3 separate regions of the Homo sapiens genome follow, and regions 2 and 3 are each linked to region 1. The links are chromatin contacts, found by Hi-C in ENCODE. All regions are on one chromosome and are shown on one strand. Each heading gives the region's core, a stretch centred on a gene start or an enhancer-like site at or near the end of the contact. The rest is flanking DNA. Distances are from core to core; before and after follow the strand shown.

What was found. A loop is a pair of places that touch in the nucleus more often than their neighbours do. Pooled maps may share reads with other maps.
Region 2: a loop to region 1 is called in a map of ascending aorta, with 21 times the contacts of the local background. The contact joins the promoter of BTBD7 here to the promoter of RPS6KA5 in region 1. A Hi-C loop is called at or near these places in 1 of 168 maps with a recorded cell type or tissue (ascending aorta), 1 of 37 single-sample maps with no recorded cell type and 11 of 50 pooled maps.
Region 3: a map of ascending aorta shows a loop between it and region 1 (6-fold over the local background). The contact joins the promoter of ZC3H14 here to the promoter of RPS6KA5 in region 1. A Hi-C loop is called at or near these places in 1 of 168 maps with a recorded cell type or tissue (ascending aorta), 1 of 37 single-sample maps with no recorded cell type and 6 of 50 pooled maps.

What each region holds. Positions count from the first base shown.
Region 1 is chr14:91,058,922-91,061,928 of GRCh38, forward strand. It overlaps RPS6KA5 (ribosomal protein S6 kinase A5), which reads right to left and starts at 1,720. Exons shown (of 17, transcript NM_004755.4): 1 at 1,411-1,720. The coding sequence starts at 1,513. It also overlaps a transcript of DGLUCY not described here. RefSeq lists silencers at 1,173-1,242, 1,313-1,442, 1,813-1,872, 2,093-2,222 and an enhancer at 1,450-2,030.
Region 2 is chr14:93,331,756-93,334,516 of GRCh38, forward strand. BTBD7 (BTB domain containing 7) reads right to left here and starts at 1,281. Exons shown (of 11, transcript NM_001002860.4): 1 at 1,065-1,281. It also overlaps a transcript of UNC79 not described here.
Region 3 is chr14:88,561,603-88,564,660 of GRCh38, forward strand. It overlaps ZC3H14 (zinc finger CCCH-type containing 14), which reads left to right and starts at 1,435. Exons shown (of 17, transcript NM_024824.5): 1 at 1,435-1,567; 2 at 2,049-2,091. The coding sequence starts at 1,532. RefSeq lists a silencer at 1,224-1,933.

The DNA of each region.
Region 1 (3,007 bases), core at 470-2,969:
AAACTGAAAGAACTGACGGACAGAGCTAACTTTCCAATCTGTTCAAAACAGAAACAAGATGTACTAGTGGACACCTGAATCCTGCCGTTTAAGCTTTTGTGCCTTCACAATTAAATAATAACCCGGCCGGGCACGGTGGCTCACGCCTGTAATCCCAGCACTTTGGGAGGCCGAGGCGGGCGGATCACTTGAGGTCGGGAGTTCGCGACCAGCCTGACCAACGTGGAGAGGACCGCCCCCCCCACCCCGCCCCCACAAAAAATACAAAATTAGCCGGGCATGGTGGCGCATGCCTGTAATCCTAGCTACTCCGGAGGCTGAGGCAGGAGAATCGCTTGAACCCGGGAGGCGGAGGCTGCGGTGAGCCGAGATCATGCCACTGCACTCCAGCCTGAGCAACAAGAGCGAAACTCTGTCTGAAAAAAAAAAAAAAAAATCCCAATATGCCAAAGCAGCTCTGTCAAAAACCTTCAACGCTCACAAACATATCTAGTAATAACGAACGACTCATTAAAATGTACTATCTGTTCAGAGAAAAAAGTATTAATATATCTACAATACGAGACTGGGCTCCAAGAATATAAATCCAAATTGTACTGATTGGTCTGAATAAGCATTTTCCAAAATGAACAACCTGAACCTACACCACGAATACATTTAATTAGTTATAAAGCTTAGGACAACGCTAGTGATCTCAAACATTAGAACGTAAGCGCTGAAGCCTGCTCGTTAGTTCCTTTTACCTGGAGCTTTAAATTTCTAAAGCCATCATCTCCAGGGACCTCTGAAGGAAATTCAAGGCCAAGTATAGTATTTCATGATAAGTGAGAATAAAGGCACTCAATCCCTGGAGCCGGCGATTCCTGTTCCTGTCTCTAGACTGGACTCGGTAAAAGCCCGAGGCGAAACCTCCCGTTTATCTCCTACAGGACCCCAGCACCTTAGGGGATGGCTCCACAGAGCCCCACCGGGACCCCCCATCGCGGGGACCAGAGGGGCGGAGGAGGGAGACACTCTCCAAAACAAAGCGCCGCTCGCCCCACGCGGAGGCAGGCGCACCTTTCGCCCTGACAGGACGCAGACACACGTGTGTCACCTGTGCGGGAAGGGGGAGCAGCGACATCCTCGGAGGTGCGTGCCACGGGCAGCGGTCGGCGGCTGCGCTGGCCCCGATGCCTGGTGCCCGCCGCTCATTCCCGGGCTGGGGAAAACTTTCGGCCGCCTCCCCCAAGGCGCGCCCCCACCTCCCGGGACCCCCGGGGCACGCGCCCCGACCGCGACGCCCCGCCCCAGGCCCGCCCCTCCGCGCCCACGGCTGCGGCCCCGCGCCCCCAGCCCCGCGCGGGCACCCGCGTGCCCTCAGGCGCGCCCCCGCGCCGGGCCCGGCCGGCAGAGGGCGGGGTCGCTCACCAGTCCGCAGCTCGTGCTTGACAGTGAGGAGCTGCTCTCCTCCGTCGCCGCCGTCCGCGCTGGTCCCCGCGGCGCCGCCGCTGCTGCCACCCTCCTCCTCCATCTTCTCCTTTTTTTCCGATCCCGCGGGTCGCTACGAGGGGAACCCAGGAGACAGCGGACGCCCGTCCCCTCGCAGCCGCTGCCGCGGCCCCAGGAGTCGGGGTGCGGCGGCTCCAGAACTCGGACGCAAAGACGAGTCTCTTTCCCGCTCTGGCCGCACGGCTCGCTCCTCGCCTCCTCCCCCTTCGGCGGGCACCGCTAGTACCGCGCAACCAAACCGCCCCCTGCTCCACCGCCGCCTCCTCAGGCCGCTCCGCCCACAGCCAGCAAGGTAAGGGAGCCATTCGAGCCGCCTTCGCTGATTGGACACAGGGCGCGCGCGTCTGCCAACGCCGGTTCCCATTGGGCAGTACGCTGTGACGTTTCACGAGCCTCCCCGCCTCGCTCCTCGAATTGTTGTTGCTTGGCGGGGAGGCAGGAGAGGGAGGAGCGCCGCCACTCCGATTGGTGAGACCCAAAGCTCTGCCCCGCCCATTTCCTCTGGTGCGCACTCGCAGTCAAGACCTTCCCTTCCCTGACCTCCCCAGAACGGTCACACCCCTTATTCCCCAGCTTCGATCTGTTAGTAAACAGTGTCTAGTAGTCAGGAGGCGCTCGGGGTCTCTGATTGGCTACTGCCGAAAGAGGCGGGGAGGGATGATTGGAACGTTTGGTCCGCCAATCACCGTGGACAGAGGAGGGGCCTGGAGGGTAGCGCTTATCACCCACGTGTTTGCAGACAAACCTAAGGGTCCCGGCAGCGATCCATGCGTGTGTGACAACCAGCGAGACGGCGTGCCCTAAAAAGGTCTTACTCGCTCTAGTGAACCCTAAACAAGTTAAGCAGAGTGTTTGTTCTTAAATAACAGATAGTTCTTAAACGTTACAAAAATTCACAGTCCCAGCTCCCGATGAGGAATTTTACGAAGGAGAGACATTTCTGTTTCGTACAAGACTCTTACTAGGCGCCGAAAGGATGCAGAGATTAACAAAATAGAATACAATTCCTCCCCTAAGCAGCTTTCAATAGAACGTGAGAAACAATCTGTGTGTGTACACAAAAGAACTATAAAGCAGAATTTGAAATAAAGCAGTCGTACAAAGCGTTAGAGAATCTCGCACGGATGGCAATAATTATTCCCAGACGAGGAACTGGGGAAAGCTTTTAGGGCAAGGAGGCATTTGAGATAACCAACGTAAAGGATGGATAAGAGAGAAATACCAGCAATAGACATTCCACACAGAGAGAGTAACTGTGAGCATTGGCCTACAGCAGAGAAGGCAAGGGTGGGTTAAGTGATTGATAAGGTTAGATGAAAGTATGATGTAAGAGATACAGCTGACAAGGTGAGGTGTGGTAAGATAATGGGGAACTAGGGATGCTGTGCTGAAGAGTGCAGATTTTTTTTAGTACACAGTGATGAACTGAAAAGAGGAGAGAGATAGCAGGGCAGGAATCCTGCTGCAAGGATAGAACTAAAGGGAACCTGATTTCTAGTAGCAGACACGAGAATGG
Region 2 (2,761 bases), core at 31-2,530, 2.3 Mb after region 1:
CTGTAATCCCAGCTACTTGGGAGGCTGAGACAGGAGAATCGCTTGAACCTGAGAGGCGGAGGTTGCAGTGAGTCGAGATCGCACCACTGTTCTCCAGCCTGGGTGACAGAGCGAGACTCCGTCTCCCCCCCCCCAAAAAGGTTGTTAGTTGAAAAAGCTAAGTAATTCTGTAAAAATGTCTACTTTCTCATTACAGTAAGATGTTTTCGCAGAGTTAACAGTGCTCTGGTGTAGATAACCAAGACTGCTTCTGTAAATTAGGCCTACTCCAGAGTACTTATTATCTGTGCTGGTATGTGAAGACGTGCAATTGTAGTTCACAGGAGAAACAACACTCCTCAGAGTTTCTTGAAAAACGGTGAGAAAGTTCTCACCCTCGGGGTAAAGCTAGCAAACACTGTGCAAATAAGGTACTGAAATATGCACACTTTTTGCCATTCAAGTAGTCCAACAAGCACAGCCTCCTCTTCTTTATCAAACACTCGGTATTGTCTCCCTCCCAACCTGTCAAAGCTCAATTCCAGGTTTATCCCGCAATAGTAACTTACCCGGACAATCTAACTTCCCCTGGGAGTAGCAGTCCTCAGGCCTGCTCCCTTCCCAGACCCCGCCGGCCACTCTCACGCCCACCCCTGGCGGTCGCAACCCCGCACCCGGGTAAACACGCGCCCCCGTCTCGGGAGCGGTTTCTCAGCGTCCTGGGAGCGACGGGTCCCGCCCCTCGGCGCCCGGAGCCCAAAGCCGGCCGGGCTGCCGTCGCGACTCCCTCGGGCCGCTCTCCCCGCCCCGAGCGCCACACCTCGCGCCCCTGCCCCAGGGACGGCGGCGCGCTCCAGCCCGCCCCTCGGAGCGCACAGAGACCGGCCAGTCCGGCGCCGCCGCGCCTCAGCCCCAGACGGACGACTGGCCCCTCCCCGCCCGGCGCCCCAGCGCCTCCCGCGGCGGCTTGGCCCCAGCCCCGGCGCCCCCACGCCTAAGAACAGCCCCTTCCTCTCCCGGACGCCCCGCGCCACACCGGACACAGCCTCGGCTCCACAGCCTCAGAGACACCAAGGGACACTCACCCCGGAGGCTCCTCCCGCCGCTGCTGCTGCCGCTGGGACCGCTGCCGTCGCCTCCGCCGCCGCCGCCACCAGCACCGCCGTCCGCACCGGCGCCAGCACCCCCGGCCATCCTCCTCCCACCGCCGCCGCCGCCGCCCTCTCCTCTCCTGTCAGTGGCTCAGGCTCCGGGACTGCTCCAGGTTCCCCTCGCCGCCATTTTGACTCCTAGACGGAGCAGGAGGGGCTCGGTTCGGCGTGGCCCTGGGGCGCCTGCGCGGCGCTGCGGAGCCGGCCGGAGCCCCCGCCCTCCCCTGCCGTCGTCCCGCTCAGGGTCACGTGGCCCGACGTCGCCGCGCGAGTCGGGCCGCGTGGGGGGGCGGTGCGTTCGCTGGATCCATGGGAGCGGAGTGCGCGCGCATTATTTTTGCTCGTCGGCTGGGAGCCGGGCGTCGGGTCGCTGGGAGTTTGCCTCTTGTGGCAGCATCCTGCTTAGTCCAGCGAATTGTGACACATTATTAAATGTATCAGAATATAAGAACTGTGTCACTACTACGTCACCAGATGGCCATTTCCACGAATTCATGTTTCCGTTCGGCGGCCGGCGTCCCTCGGGTGGTCGCATGCAATGAGTGCATCTTTCTCGAGAACAACTCTTCCGCGGAAAGTCATTGCTGACAGTCCTGGCATTCCGGTGGCTGCTTCTTGGCAGTGAGCACTTGTCTATCGTAAGCACTTGTCTGCATGGTACTTTTACAGGCACCACCTTGCTACTTGTGTAGTAGGTTAAAAAATAATCTTTAAGACACTGAAAAGTTTTCCTTAACAAGATACCCCTGTAAACAAAGGACAAAATTGATGAAAACACACAGTCGCCACGTGGGAGAGCCAAGTCGCTCTTCCCTAGATGCCCCTTGTTTGGGGGTTTGCAATAATTTCAGCGATGCAATAACAAAAATACTGTATTTATGGGGCACTGTCGTTTTCCAGAGAGATCCATGGTTTCATTTGAACGCCAAAGCCACCCTTTGTGGTAGTCAGGATAGGTGTTTTTATTGCTGTTTTACAACCAAGGAGACAGGCTCAGAAATACTAACAAGTAGGCAAGCCAAGATCAGAACCCAGGCATTCTGAACCCAGTGAGGAGGCACCGTTACACCTCCTTTTCCTCTGATAGACATTAGCAACTCTGGGAATTTATTTGAAAGTATTGTATTTGCATTTTCAATCTCTACCCATTGTTTAACAAGTTTTGTGTCACACAGTTTTTTGTTGTTGTTGTTCTGAAACCACCTCTAAGCTTCAAAGGATAAGAGCAATTTGGAATTTTGTGATGTGTTTTTAACCATCTCTTGACCCTCCATTATTTTATGCTTTTCATATTCAGTTGGAGACAATATCATTGTTGTTTTCCTCTGGACTTCCTTCAGATTTGTATTTTCCTCACCCTCATTCTTCATCACCTTACTTCCTTGAAAAGGATAGCTCTTTCCAATTTGTATTACTTCATTTTCTTTACCCATCTCACCCTTTTCACCCTCTTACCCAATCCTTGAAGGTTTGGAGATTGTAGCAGAGATTGTAGCAGTCCCTTGCCTGAAATTCCCCTCTAGCTGGTAAGGGTCACTTCAGTTGAACATACAGCCTCAGGGCGATAGACAAGAAATGCATGGAAAAGTGAGAAAATATAAAAGAAATAGGTCCATCTAATTGGAGCCAAT
Region 3 (3,058 bases), core at 185-2,684, 2.5 Mb before region 1:
AAAGCCACAAGGAAATGAATTATTTTTTTTTTTCCTGAGACAGGGTCTCACTCTCTCATCAAGGCTGTAGTGGCATGATCTTGGCTCACTGCAACCTCTGCCTCCCAGGCTCAAGCAATCCTCCCCTCTCGGCTTCCCAACTAGCTGAGACTAGAAGTGCATGCCACCACGCCCAGCTAATTTTTTGTACTTTTGAAGAGACATGTTTTTGCCATGTTGCCCAGGCTGGTCACGAACTCCTGGTCTCAAGTGATCCGCCAGCCTAAGCCTCCCAAACTGCTGGGATTACAGGCATGAGCCACCGCACTCAGCCAGAAATGAATTCTTGCTAACAACCTGAATGAGCCTGAACATAGATTCCTCCTCAGTCAAGCCTCCAGATGAGAATACAGCCTGCCTGACACGATTGTAGCCTTGTGAGACCCTGAGCAGAGGACCCAGTGAGGTTGACCCACGGAAACCATGAGATGATAAACGTTTGTGTTTTAAGCTGCTAAATTTGTGGTCATCTGTTATGCAGCAATGGATAACAGAGACCACTCTCAGGAATTAGTGGATATGAGGGAGAAAGGAGACCTCTCTGTGCTTCCTCTGTTTCCCAGGTTTTGTGATCAGGGATAGGGAGAATTCGGCTATTGATACAAATAGGGGAATCAACAGTAGTAACCTATTGAGTGGAGGAAGGGGAGATGAAGGCGACTTCTGTCTAAGCGCTGAGTTGGGAGAAAATAAGAGTAGTTACTTAGAATTTGGGAGTGGGGTTTGTGTGAGAATTCAAGGCTGATGGAAAATTCGGTCATTATCAGCACAGAGTTGACAACTTAAGTCCTAAGAACAAAAGTGTTGTCCCACGGAGGGTGTTCAGAGAAGCAGGAGGATGGGATTCGTCTCGGGGAGAGGCCACGGGTGGCCCTGGAAGAAGGAAGGCAGAACCAAACCCAGGAGGGCCAGTGTACTGCAGAGTCAAAGAGTTGACGGATTGGCTCTGTTGCTCTGGATAGTCCATTTTCCCTTCAAGGGTAATTGCAGTGCAACCTCTAATGGGCAGACTCCATTTTACAGGTAAGAAAAGTTGAAATACCTGGACCGATACCATACTGACAGTAAGTGAGGGCTGGATTTGAACTCGCGTCTCATATCACAGCCCAAGATCTTTCTGCTACACATTTAATTCATTCTTACCATCCAAGAGAGAATAAAATGAATAAGCGGAGGGCCAGCAGAGAGACTAACGAAAGGTCCCCGAGGTGCCCGGGAGGCGGAGCTGCAAGACCACCCGCACGCGCACGCCGCCGCCCTCCTTGCCTGAGCACAGGTTTCGCGGGTAGAAGGCGTGCGCAGGCGCGGACACGGGCGCATGCGCGTTCACTCCGGCGCGCAGTGCCGGCCGGGGCGGGGATACGCCGTGTGCGCGGCCGGGGGCGGAACGGAGGAGGAGGCGGTGGTGTCCCGGCTGCGGGGTAGGAGTCCGCGGCAGCCTCCGGGTAAGCCAAGCGCCGCGCAGTGCTGAGTTCCCGCACGCCGCAGAGCCATGGAGATCGGCACCGAGATCAGCCGCAAGATCCGGGTGAGGCCCGTGCCGGTCGGGGGTGGGAAGCCAGGTCTCGGCGAGCGGGCGGTTGTCAGGAGTAACGGGGACTGTGGGCCCGGGTGGACGCCGCGGCCTGGCCTCCGCTGGACGCTCCTGGCGGGCTGCGGCTCCTCCTCGTCCAGGCCGCCTCGGCCCTGGGGACATTTGCGGCCTCGGAGCGTGGCTGCGGCTGAAGTAGCCGCCGGGAAATGGAAGGACAGGCGCAGGCCCGGCTGGAGCCACCACCGCGGCGCACGGCGCCGCTTTGGATCCGCTGCGGGAGGTGGGCGCCGCGGGGCTGGGGCTGGAGCTGGAGTGGGGTGCGGGGTGGGGGGCGGTGCAGGCGAGGCTCCTCCCAGCCCCCGCCCGGGGGATCCGAGGTGCGCGCACCAGCAAAGTGGCCTCAGCCGCTGCAGAGTCCGGTCTTGTTTTCCTAGAGCCGCCTTTCTCACATGCACGTTTGCTCTTTTTCTCTCAGAGTGCCATTAAGGGGAAATTACAAGAATTAGGAGCTTATGTTGGTAAGTGTTTTTTTGGTTGTTAGTCTTACAGAATTTAGAGTTTGCAGCTAATAGAATTTTAGTGAATGCGTATTTCTCACCGTACTTTGGACATTGGGAGAGACTCCCTTCTACCTTCTTCAAATCTTATACTCCCTGGTTACTTCTTTATCATCTTTTTGCAACCTTGTTTTTTTTCTCCCAAACCTCCTTCTGTTATGGTGTTTTGAAATTTAGTTTCCTCCGTTAAGGCTCTGTTTGACCGAATTTTATTTTATGTTTTTCCTATTCTCTCTCTCTCTCATTTTAAATTCTAGGGACGGGTCTCGCTACGTTGCCCAGGCTGGTCTTAACTCCTGGGCTCAAGCAATTATCTGACCTTAGCCTCCCTAGGTGCTGGGAGTGCGGGGATTACTGGTGTGAGCCACCATGCCTGTTTAAAGTTTCCTATTCTTGTTACTTTCCTCTTGACATTTGTTTTTAGAACTCTGATGTTGGATGTGAATGTTTGATGCTTTCTGGCATTTGCTTCTGTAATGGTTCAGTGAGTTTTATTTTCCGATCTCTTTATGTTTTCCCTCTCTCTCTGAAACAGTAAGGCTTTTTCCGTCTCTTTATTCTTTTATAATTTGAGTGTTTACTCTGGGTCAGGTACTGTGCTTAACTATTGTATATGTATTAACTCAGGATAATCCCTACGAGAATCCTGGAAGGTAAGTGGCAGTATCTTTGACTGTGTAAACAAGGAAACTGAGGCTTTGCCTACTTGAGCAAGGTTTTATGGTTTGCCCCCAAAGCTGGTGCCTCCTATAAAAATAATAGCTACCACTAATGACAGTGGTTCTCAAAGTGTGGGAGACTCCAAGGGCCTCTGAAGTCAAAACTGTTTTCATATTAATACTAAGATGGTATTTGTTATTTTTCACTGTGGTGGTGGTGTTTGGATTGTGTAAAACTAATGGTTGATAAAACTTGTCAGCATAGTAAC